Regions from separate parts of the Homo sapiens genome. Here region 1 is linked to region 2. Evidence: read pairs that join two places in POLR2A ChIA-PET (ENCODE). Cell type or tissue: Caco-2. All regions are shown on one strand. Links, peaks and the distances in the headings refer to the core of each region. The heading gives the core; the rest is flanking DNA. Region 1 holds the start of LOC124904951. Region 2 overlaps MYT1 (myelin transcription factor 1).

Region 1 (5,369 bases), core at 115-5,114, 320 kb after region 2:
GAAAGAAATATATGGAACATATCAGCCGGGCGTGGTGGCTCACGCCTGTAATCCCAGCACTTTGGGAGGCCAAGGCGGGCGGGTCACAAGGTCAGGAGATCGAGACCATCCTGGCTAACACAGTGAAACCCCGTCTCTACAAAAATACAAAAACATTAGCCAGGCATGGTGGTGGGCGCCTGTAGTCCCAGCTACTCGGGAGGCTGAGGCGGAGAATGGTGTAAACCTGGGAGGTAGAGCTTGCCGTGAGCCGAGATCGCGCCACTGCACTCCAGCATGGGTGACAGAGCGAGACTCCGTCTCAAAAAAACAACAAAAAATATATGGAACATATAAATTATGACGCATAAACACCATGATCCCGTCTCTAATTTAAAAACTGGAAAATTATCAATAACTTGGAAGTTTCATTTTCCCCATATATACCTTAAATTCAATGCTATTCTCTTGCTTCTAAAAAATTACCTCATGTTTATCCCTAAACGCTAATTAGTTTTAATTTTTTGAGCTTAAAAATACGGCCTAGCACTGGATTTACTTTTCTGTAATCTGCTTTTTTTTTCCTTTGAGACAGGGTCTTGCTATGTTGCCCAGGCTGGCCTCAAACTCCCAGGCTGAAGTGATCTCCCACCTTCAGGCTCTGAGTAGCTGGGACTATAGGCACACAGCATCGTGCCTGGCTTGATCTGCTTCTGAAACGCCTACGTTCCTAAGATTCGTCTACACTGCAGATTGTAGCTACAATTCATTCATCTCCAGTGTGGTCACATTCTATTCTGTGAATAGACCACAACTGATCCATCCACTCTTGCACCGAAGGACATCTGGGCTGTTCTCAGCTTCTGTTACCACCAAGTTGCTTGGAACATTCCTGAGCAGCAGGCGCGGTGGGTGGCGAAGGGCGGACAGCGTGAAGCTGATGCAGCTACCGTGAGCAGCACAGACACTGGCAGGAGGAGTGGGCGACCGTCACAGCAACAAGCAACTGAGGCGTGAGAAGACAGGCAGTGCCCCCACTCCCTGGGAAATGCAAATTAAACCACAGAGCACTACTAGGTACACACCTATCAAAACTGCTTAAAAAATAATCCCAGAACTTTGGGAGGCCAAGGTGGGCAGATGGCTTGAGGTCAGGAGTTCAAGACCAGCCTGGTCAACATGGTGAAACCCTGTCTCTGCCAAAAAATACAAAAATTACCTCGGTGTGATGGCGCATGCCTGTAGTCCCAGCTACTCAGGAGGCTGAGGCAGGAAAATCGCTTGAATCCGGGAGGCAGAGGTTGCAGTGAGCCGAGATCGCGCCACTGCACTCCAGCCTGGGCGACAGAGCAAGACTCCATCTCAAAAAAAAATAATAATAATAAGGCTGGATGCAGTGGCTCATGCCTATAATCCCAGAACTTTGAGAGGCCAAGGTGGGCATGTCACTTGAGCTCAGGAGTTTGAGACCAGCCTGGACAACACAGCGAAACCCCATCTCTACAGAAAATACAAAAGTTCTGCATTTTTTGTATTGCACCTGCAGTCCCAGTTACTCGAGAGGCTGAGGCAAGAGAATCGCTTGAACCCAGGAGGCGGCGGCTGCAGTGAGCCAAGATCACACCATGTATTCCAGCCTGGGCAACAGAGTGAGACTCCATCTCGAAAAAAAGAAAAAAGCTAATTTTAAAAAAGTAATAGAAGCCAGGTGTTGTGGGAAGTCAGGGACCCTGAACAGATGGACCGGCTGGAGCTGTGGCAAAGGAACATAAATTGTGAAGATTTCATGGACATTTACCAGTTTCCAAATAATACTTTGATAATTTCTTAAGCCTGTCTTACTTTAATCTCTTAATCCTGTTATCTTCATAAACTGAGGATGTACATCACCTCAGGGCCACTATAATTGTGTTAACTGTACAAACTGTAAAACGTGCGTTTGAACAATATGAAATCAGTACACCTTGAAAAAGAACAGAATAATCGTGATTTTCAGGGAACAAGGGAAGACAACCATAAGGTCTGACTGCCTGTGTGGTCAGGCAAAATACAGCCATATTTTTCTTCTTGCAGAGAGCCTATAAGCGGACGTGCAAGTAGGGAAGATATCACTAAATTCTTTTCCTAGCAAGAATTAATACTCTGGGAAAGGAATGCATTCCTGGGGGGAGGTCTACAGAAGGCTGCTCTGGGAGTGCCTGTCTTATGTGGTTGAGATAAGGACTGAAATACGCCCTGGTCTCCTGCAGTACCCTCAGGCTTACTAGGATTGGGAAACCCCACCCTGGTAAATTTTTGGTCAGACTGGTTCTCTGCTCTGGAACCCTGTTTTCTGTTGTTTAAGATGTTTATCAAGACAATACATGCACCGCTGAACACAGACCCTTATCAGGAGTTCCACTTTTGCCCTTTGCCTTGTGATCTTTGTTCTCCTTTTTGCCCTTTGAAGCATGTGATCTTGTGACCTACTCCCTGTTCTTGCACCCCCTCCCCTTCTGAAATCCTTAATAAAACTTGCTTGTTTTGTGGCTCAGGCGGGCATCGCGGCCCTACCGATATGTGATGTCACCCGGGGGGCCCAGCTGTAAAATTCCTCTCTTTGTACTCTTTCTCTTTATTTCTCAGCTGGCCGACACTTATGGAAAATAGAAAGAACCTACATTGAAATATTGGGGGCGGGTTCCCCCGATAACCAGGCATGATGGCTCATGCCCGGAATCCTAGCACTTTTGGAGGCTGAGGAATGCAGATTGCTTGAGGCCAGGAGTTTGAGACCAGCCTGACCAACACGGCAAAACCCCATCTCTACTAAAAATACAAAAATTAGCCAGGCATAATTAGCCAGGCATGGTGGTGCACGCCTGTAATCCCAGCTACTTGGGAGGCTGAGGCAGGAAAATCGCTTGAACCCAGGAGGCAGAGGTTGCAGTGAGCCGAGATCGCACCACTGCCCTCCAGTCTGAGTGACAAAGCGAGACTCTGCCTCAAAATATTAATAATAATGACATGGGTTTGTATTTTATGTTCTGTGATTTCCTTTACTAGCTAGTCACTTTTGTTGTAGTTTACAAAAATATCATCAGTCTGTGACACTGGAAATTTTAAAAACTTAAACCTTGTCCTTCAGCACAAACAGTCGAGGAAGAATTCTTCTGGTGTATACCTAAGAGTGGAACTTCTGGGTGCCCAAGAATGGGCAGGCTCAGCCTGAGGCGGTGTGCCAACTGCTCTCTGAGGACTGCACCAGTGGCCACTGGAACTTAGGGCTCCCTGCCATTCCTGCAGCCTCAACAATGACTGGTACGGCCAGGCTCCCCAGTGCTTGCCTGGCCTGATAAGGGTAGGCGTCTCCAGCCTACCTTCAAGGCCGTTCTGTCTGTGGTGCCCAGTGGACATATCCAGGACACCGACCCTTCACTGGTTAAAAATGTTACAAGTATCTTCCAGTTCACAGTTCTTTTTTTACTTATTATGGTGTGTCTTTTGATGAGCACAAGCTTTTTTTTTTTTTTTTACCAATTGTAGTAAAAAACATATAACATTAAATTCAGCATCTGAACCGTTTAAATGCCCCAGTGTTCACTACACGCCCGTCGCTGAACAACAGCCCTCCTCCAAGTCACCTTTGAGGTCACAGAATATATTACAGCTTTCTGAATCTCTCAATCTGTTTTTCCCCTTTTTTGTTCAAGAAATCCTTCCTGACCCTAAGGTCCTATTCTATCTTCTGACACTTGTCACCCACAGGAATCTGCTTCATCAGGAGTTGGCCTGGGCTTGGCAAGAGATACGGACCAGCTCCTATCTGCCTGAGGCCCACCCAGTGCCCCAGGTCCCAGGAGCATCCATGGAGCAGCCCGTCTCTCCCTGGGACCCACAGGTGCCTCTGGCTTACTGCAAACCTCCACGCAGGAGGCCTATCAGGGGCTCTCCATTTTGCTCCATTTTGAGCGTTCTTTATTTAAAAACCTCTGAAATTATCTGAGGCCATTTCCAAAACTTTTACAAAAGCTACACACTCTGGCCGGGCGTGGTGGTTCACACCTGTAATCCCAACATTTTGGTAGGCCGAGGAGGGCAGATCACCTGAGGTCAGGAGTTTGAGACCAGCCTGGGCAACACAGTGAAACCCCATCTCTGCTAAAAATACAGAAATTAGCAGGGCGTGGTGGCAGGTGCCTGTAATCCCAGCTACTCAGCAGGCTGAAGCAGAAGAATCGTTTGAACTAGGGAGGTGGAGGCTGCAGTGAGCCAAGATCACGCCACCACACTCCAGCCTGGGCGACAGAGCGAGACTCCATCTACCAAAAAAAAAAAAAAAGGCCGGGCACGGTGGTTCATGCCTGTAATCCCAGCACTTTGGGAGGCCGAGGCGGGTGGATCACGAGGTCAGGAGATCGAGACCATCCTGGGTAACGTCGTGAAACCCCGTCTCTACAAAAAATACCAAAAAAAATTAGCCAGGTATGGTGGTAGGCGCCTGTAGTCCCAGCGACTCGGAAGACTGAGGCGGGAGAATCGCGTGAACCCAGGAGGGGGAGCTTGCAGTGAGCGGAGATCGCGCCACTACACTCCAGCCTGGGCAACAGAGCAAGACTCCGTCTCAAAAAAGCTAAAAATTCTTTGGCATTTCTAACCACATCATAGATAATAGTACTTAAAATAATATTTCAACATAAGCATTCCATTATGAAGCCCAGAAGGGTTTTAACAACAATTACAAGGTAAACCCTGTGGGTCACAGCACCTCCACGGTTCTGAGTTCTGGGCTGTAAGGACTGAAGTCTGGGCGCCACTTTCACCAAGAGACAGAAGCAGGCGTCAGGGCTGCTCTAAGGTACTCGGCCAACGGTGAGCGTCCCGGCTTCTCACTACTGCCTCGCTCTCTCCCCAGCCTCCTGTGGTCCCCCCAAGATGGTGGCTGGGCAGGTGGCCTCAAGAGACACTGCCTGAGGGGTGGGAGGATGGAGTGCTCAGAGAGAGACATTCCAGGCCACAAAGATCACACATCCTGCAATGGACGGTCTGAATATACAGATGCTAAGAAGGTGGCTGTTAGGGCCTGGCGCGGTGGCTCACGCCTGCAATCCCAGCACTTTGGGAGGCCAAGGTGGGCGGATCCCCTGAGGTCAGGAGTTTGAGACCAGGTGGTCAACATGGTGAAACCCTATCTGTACTAAAAATACAAAATTAGCTGGGCGTGGTCGTAGGTGCCCGCAATCCCTACTGTAAGCTACTTGGGAGGCTGAGGCAGGAGAATCACTTGAACCCAGGAGGTGGAGGTTGCAGTGAGCCAAGATGGCACCACTGCACTCCAGCTTGGGCAACAAAGAGACCCTGTCTCAACAATAAATAAAAAATAAAAATACAAAAATCAGCCAGGTATGGTA
Region 2 (5,369 bases), core at 65-5,064:
TATATCAAGATTTTTTGTGGCCTATATTATAGTCAAATAGTTATTTTTGCTTTGAATTCACTTTTTTCCCCTCTTAGGGTGCCCTGGTGTGGGGTCTAGTTGAAATAGTATAAAATTAATAAATAAAAATGTTAAATAAATAGCAAACGTTAACATAAGAGGCTGTGAATATAAATACTTACATCTTGACAAAATTAAATAATTTACAGAATAATTAAACTAACTACTTTTTAATTTTTTCCAGGAAGTGCAATTTCTCTATTTTTAAATACTAACTTGGAATTGCAGTCACAATTGACTTGGATTCTATTTACACGGTAGGGACATTGTGTTTTTAACACATTAAATTAAAATGTACCCTTTTTTCGCATATTGGATGGATCTAAAAGAAGTGAAACCTTTGTGGTCTCCTGTTAGGAATTTACCCTCTGACCTTGATGATGTCATTGCCACCTCCGTCACCATGGATGCAGAGGTCAAGCTCGGCCATGACCCGGAGAATGTGGCAGTGATGGGTCGGGGGCCTGGGTGGATGCACAGAAGCCAGAGTGGTCCCTAGACGTGGATCCCAGACCCAGGGTCTAAAGGCTGCAGCCCCAGTAGGGAGCTGTGACCCAAGGCCATACACATCTGCACAGCCTCAGCGCCAGCTGCCCCCAGACATTAGGCTGATTTTCAGGAGTCTCCCAGGTTAAAATTCCTTGACCTGACAGGGGCTGCGATGCTTGTCAACTGTCTGGAGTATCCTCTGGGAGGCCTATTCCTAACTTTCCCTCTAGAACAGAGCTTTGTTCCACCCTTAACACAAAACTGAATTAAATGAAAACAGAAAACGCACTTTCTTCATCGGCCCTCACTGAGCACAGACACGCTGCCCCAGGCGTGTCCTCCAGGCCAAGATGCCACTCACACCACCCACCCACCACGCTCACGGCTACCCTCCCAGCCTCGACAGACAAAGGAATACTGTGGTTGCAAACTCCAAAACTTCCCTGAGAACCTTGTCCATGAGCTTCCACTGGAGACTTTGAGCTGCTCTTCAGATTTCTTTCAGAAAACAAAAATAAATCACTTTGTAATTCTTCAGTGCCCCTATGCACACAGATAGGGCCACCACGGCCCCAAGCCTGGAGGGAGCCTCGTGGGAGCGGCCAATTTCCAGCCATCCCTTTGGATAAACCCGCCCGCGGCCACACCGGGCCCCAAACGGGAAGTCACTGTGAGTTGGGCATCCCCACGGTGCGGGGCAGGGCGAGGGAGGTAAACGGTGTGGTGGGCTGGGACACTTCTGGGTACCACACGGCCTAGACCTGGATGCCCCTCACAGCCTGCTTGATGCTCTCCAGGAGGTCCTTGTTCTCCGGGTCCTGGTTGGAGTACATGTCGGTGAGGGTGCTCACATAGGCATCGAAATTCTGTTCGCATATTGGCTCCTAGAGAACAGAACCAGGTTAGCAAGCTCCGTCCATGCAGTGGGCCCCACACCGCAGAGCCTGATGTGGGAGCATCAAACCTATGTCCCCACGTGACCTGAGACAAGCCCACACCAACCAGAGGCAGCACTGGGCGTTCCTCTCTGCAGCCATCCCAGCAGTAGCCTCTCTGCTCATGGAATCACCATTTTGCTTTGGATTCATTAGCTACTCTTTATGGCAGCTACTCATTATGGTGGCTAAACCCACCACAGCCAACAGCCCGGGCCATTCGGGGTGGAGAGAATCTCCACAAGGGCACAGGGCCCCTAGGGCAGGACCCAGAGGCAGAGGGGGTGGGAGATGCCCTGCCCTCCTGCTTTCCGAAGAGACCCTGGGGGGTAGCTGTGGTGCCGGCAGGCCCGCGTGCTGCCTACCATGTGCGGAAGGCGGATATTGGCGAGACTTTGGATGAGGGCCTGGCTCAGGCCGGACAGCTCCAGAAACAGGGCTTCATTCTGCTCCTCAATGAGCTTGTTCTCCTCCTCGATGTTCTTCAGGTTCTTCTCCATGGAGGAGATCTGTGCCAGAGAGAGATTCGAAGTGCCGCCTGCCCTTGGCCCCCATCCTCCTGGGGGTCCTCTCTGGGCTGCCTCTCACAACCCTCTGGGAGAATGCAGAACCCTGGGGTGGGGGAAGAGGCAGGGACCCTGCCTTCCTGTAGGGGGTTCTGCCACAGGTGAGGGGCTGGCAGAGGAGAGAAAGGCAAGGGCCCTCTGGAGACATGGGCTGACTCCAGGGAAGCCAGGAAGGGGGCTCGTGTGGCACGTCCCTCTGTGCCATGCTTTCTAGATGGAACTGAAACCCGCCGTGCAGGAGAAGTCCCCACTCCTGGTTTTCTGAGCCCCTCTGTCCTGAGGGGATGGGGTGGGAGCACAGACTTCACAGCGCCCTGTCTCAATCTCAGACTCCACCTGCTGTGGTCTTAGCTTCACCATGTTTCCTGCTTCTATCTGTAAGATGGAAATCACTGCACCCCCCCGTGGAGTGTCAGACTGCCTTTGGGTCTTCCCCTCACCAGAAATCCCCACAAAGAGCCTCCTCAGGGCCTCCCAAGCACGACTTCCCCAGGCCAACTACAGGCAAGTCTTCTCACTTCCCCACCATGGCGGTGAACCTGCCCAGGGTTGTGTTGGCCCTGAGGCCTTTGGTGTCCAGGAATAGCCCCCAGCCTGACTGCACATCTGCAGGGAGCCACGGGGGCAGAGGCTAAACTCACAGAAAGACAGTGTGGGTGACACACGAGGCAGGAGTGGGGAGCTCATTCCTGGGAGGCTGTGGATGGGGTCAAGCACGCTTCTTCTGCCACCTGGTGACAAGCATGTGGCTTTGAAAGGGTTGCATGGGGGATAGGGACCTGCCTTCCCTTTGCCTTTGCCCTTCCGCAGAGGGCACCAGTCACCAAACTCCCTCAGATGGACAGGGGTTTCTGAGTCCTTCCAAAGGGATGCTAGTAAAAGGTAATAATCTGTCTTTAAAAAGATTGGTTTTGGCAAATAAAAAGAAATCAGAGGTGCTACCCCAACGACACTGACACTGATGAAGGCCCTGGGGACTCTGAGAAGGGGAGGAGCAGGGAGCACAAAATGGACACCCACACAACAGTGCATCTCCACACTCAGAGACACCAGGAGGGGACGGGGATGGCTCCGCCGGGAGGGCCATCACTCCTTCTCTGTCGTCACTGCCTATGAACCTGGGGGGATGCAACATCGACATGTGCATGACAGCGAAAATCCTTCCTGATCCCTGTGGGGTGATGCTATTTTTATACAGGCTCTTGAGTAACAAGCGGTCAACGTGAGCCTGTTTGCCAGTAGAGACCAGAGCAGAGTCAACATGAGCCTGTTTGCCAGTAGAGACCAGAGCAGAGTCAACATGAGCCTGTTTGCCAGTAGAGACAAGAGCAGAGTAATGAGACACGTGGGGCTGGAGGATGTTACTCATTTTTTGCTGCCTTGGTGGAGGCCACCATCTCCCCATCTGTCCCTGCCCAGAGGGGCTCTGCCCAAATTCTCTGTGGGACCTGGTCACTTCCTTGTCCCTTTGTCCCTCTAGCTGTTAGGGGCACAGTTATGTCTCCCCCAGCACGGCTGCAGACTCCACTCAGCAGCCACAGGTGGGGCATGCTCTTATTTTCAAAATAAGATCTTTACTGCTTTTTTTTTTCTGATTACAAATGCTCATTTTAGGGAAATCAGGAAATATGACACAAACATTTAAAATAATTTGTAATCCTAACCCTCAGCAACAGCAGCTCTCATCGACGGCACTTACTCTGGATCAGGTGCTTATGCTGAATGTTTTCCTCATAGAAATGCGTTCATTGTACAATAACTGGCTGGAGTAGAATCCTATTCTTACCTCCATTTTATGGAGGAATTGACTGAGGAAGAGGCTGAAAGGTTTGTCAGGTCCCTCAGCTGTGACAAACATGTGGCTGTGCTGGGTGCTGGGAAGGAAACCCGGCTCCAGAGACCTGGCTCTACCGCACCACGCTCATGGACCACTGGTACTCACAAGACTGGTAATCCTAATGGGACCGCTGGTCTTGACAGGACTACTCATTCTAATGAGAGTAAGAGAAACAGTGCTGCTAATCTTAATGGGACTAGTATTATTAATAGTGTTATTAACACTAATGAGACCACAGCCCTGGCGGGACAACCAGCTCCGGCGGCCCACTGGCACTCACAGTGTGACTTCACGGACTCCGCATTGTGAGCGGCCAGCACGTCCTAAGTGTGCCTGTGTGCCAGCCACTGCGCTGTCCGTCAGCTCAGCCCTGACAGCAACCTTGATGAGTGCCGACGGATGCCTCACTGTCCCCAAGACGAATGTTTGGGTTGGGTGGGCAAAGAGCCCAGGAGCGGGGGGCGGCACCACCTACCTGGGACTGCAGCTGCACCATGGCAGCCTCCATCTCCGAGTTGGACTCGTTCAGGTCTCGGATCTCCTGGTTCAGCTGCTTGATCTCCTCATCATTCTCCAACACTGACCCAGAGAGAAACCTCAGTTGTGGCTTTGGGCCTCAGGCAGGCCTGGGCCAAAGTGCTGTGGGGAAGCCTGCTTTCTAGAACTGAAACCCCCTGTGCAGCAGAGGTCTCCCCTCCTGGTTTTCCGAGCTCATCTCTCTCTGGGGCTCATACCCCACATTATGCGCTGGAGAAATCTGTCTTGAAAATTGTGAGATGAGTGTTTATAGTTTGCCTTCCGAGCTGGCTGGCAGGTGGAAAGGCTTAAATCTCTTTGGGAGGTATTAAATGCTACATTAAAGATGGAAGTTTGTTCAGGCAATGCTGAATTTCCTCACCTAAGGGGGAATGAGCCACACCTCTCCACAAACTCACAGCACATGGGCTCCACTGGACTCTGATCCCAGTGGTCACCAAAGCCGCAGGTTACAGCAGGCATGACCTCCTCAGGGCCAGGGACCCCAGACACAGGTGTCAAGAGCTTCAGAGCCAAGGTCCGAAAGGCTGTCAGCTTAGGTGAAGGGATCTGCCTCTGCCGTGACTCATTCCAGGAGGGGCTTCATCTCCCTAACCTTCTTCCCACCAGCACAAAAGGTGCACAGCTCTCACTTACCCTGGCACCCAGCCATGAGCAGGGAAATCCAGGAAGCCATCCTTACCGTCGCTAGTCTTGAACTTTGGACTGAGGACCTCATCCCCTGACAGTTTTCCCTTCTTTCCAGCAAAGGTTGCTCTGGGACAGCCTGACAAACTGGAAGCAGAGGCCACATATCATTCACCAGCCCAGGGTCACCCACCACGACCATCCCAGGGTCACATACCACGGCCAGCCCAGGGTCACATACCACGGCCAGCCCCGGGTCACCCACCACGACCATCCCAGGGTCACCCACCACGGCCAGCCCAGGGTCACCCACCACGG

Evidence for each region. ChIA-PET counts read pairs that join two places held together with the same protein. Peaks named below come from ENCODE experiments on the same cell type or tissue, not always from the same donor. Only the 100,000 strongest peaks of a DNase experiment are listed, where the experiment ranks them.
Region 1: POLR2A ChIA-PET joins it to region 2 with 5 read pairs; 1 of 35 experiments calls an interaction of 5 or more read pairs at or near these places.

The regions. Positions count from the first base shown.
Region 1 is chr20:63,913,548-63,918,916 of GRCh38, reverse strand. The region is part of intron 1 of DNAJC5 (DnaJ heat shock protein family (Hsp40) member C5); the gene reads right to left. It overlaps LOC124904951, which reads right to left and starts at 1,158. Exons shown (of 1, transcript XM_047440634.1): 1 at 1-1,158. In Caco-2, for the core only: no CTCF peak of the experiment used is centred there; a DNase peak (open chromatin) is centred at 2,196.
Region 2 is chr20:64,236,384-64,241,752 of GRCh38, reverse strand. MYT1 (myelin transcription factor 1) reads right to left here. Exons shown (of 23, transcript NM_004535.3): 20 at 5,107-5,198; 21 at 4,363-4,466; 22 at 1,850-1,993; 23 at 1-1,433. The coding sequence ends at 1,305. Among named protein-coding and RNA genes, the nearest start is that of PCMTD2, 17 kb to the left of the region's middle. In Caco-2, for the core only: no CTCF peak of the experiment used is centred there; DNase peaks (open chromatin) are centred at 562, 1,342, 2,682 and 3,282.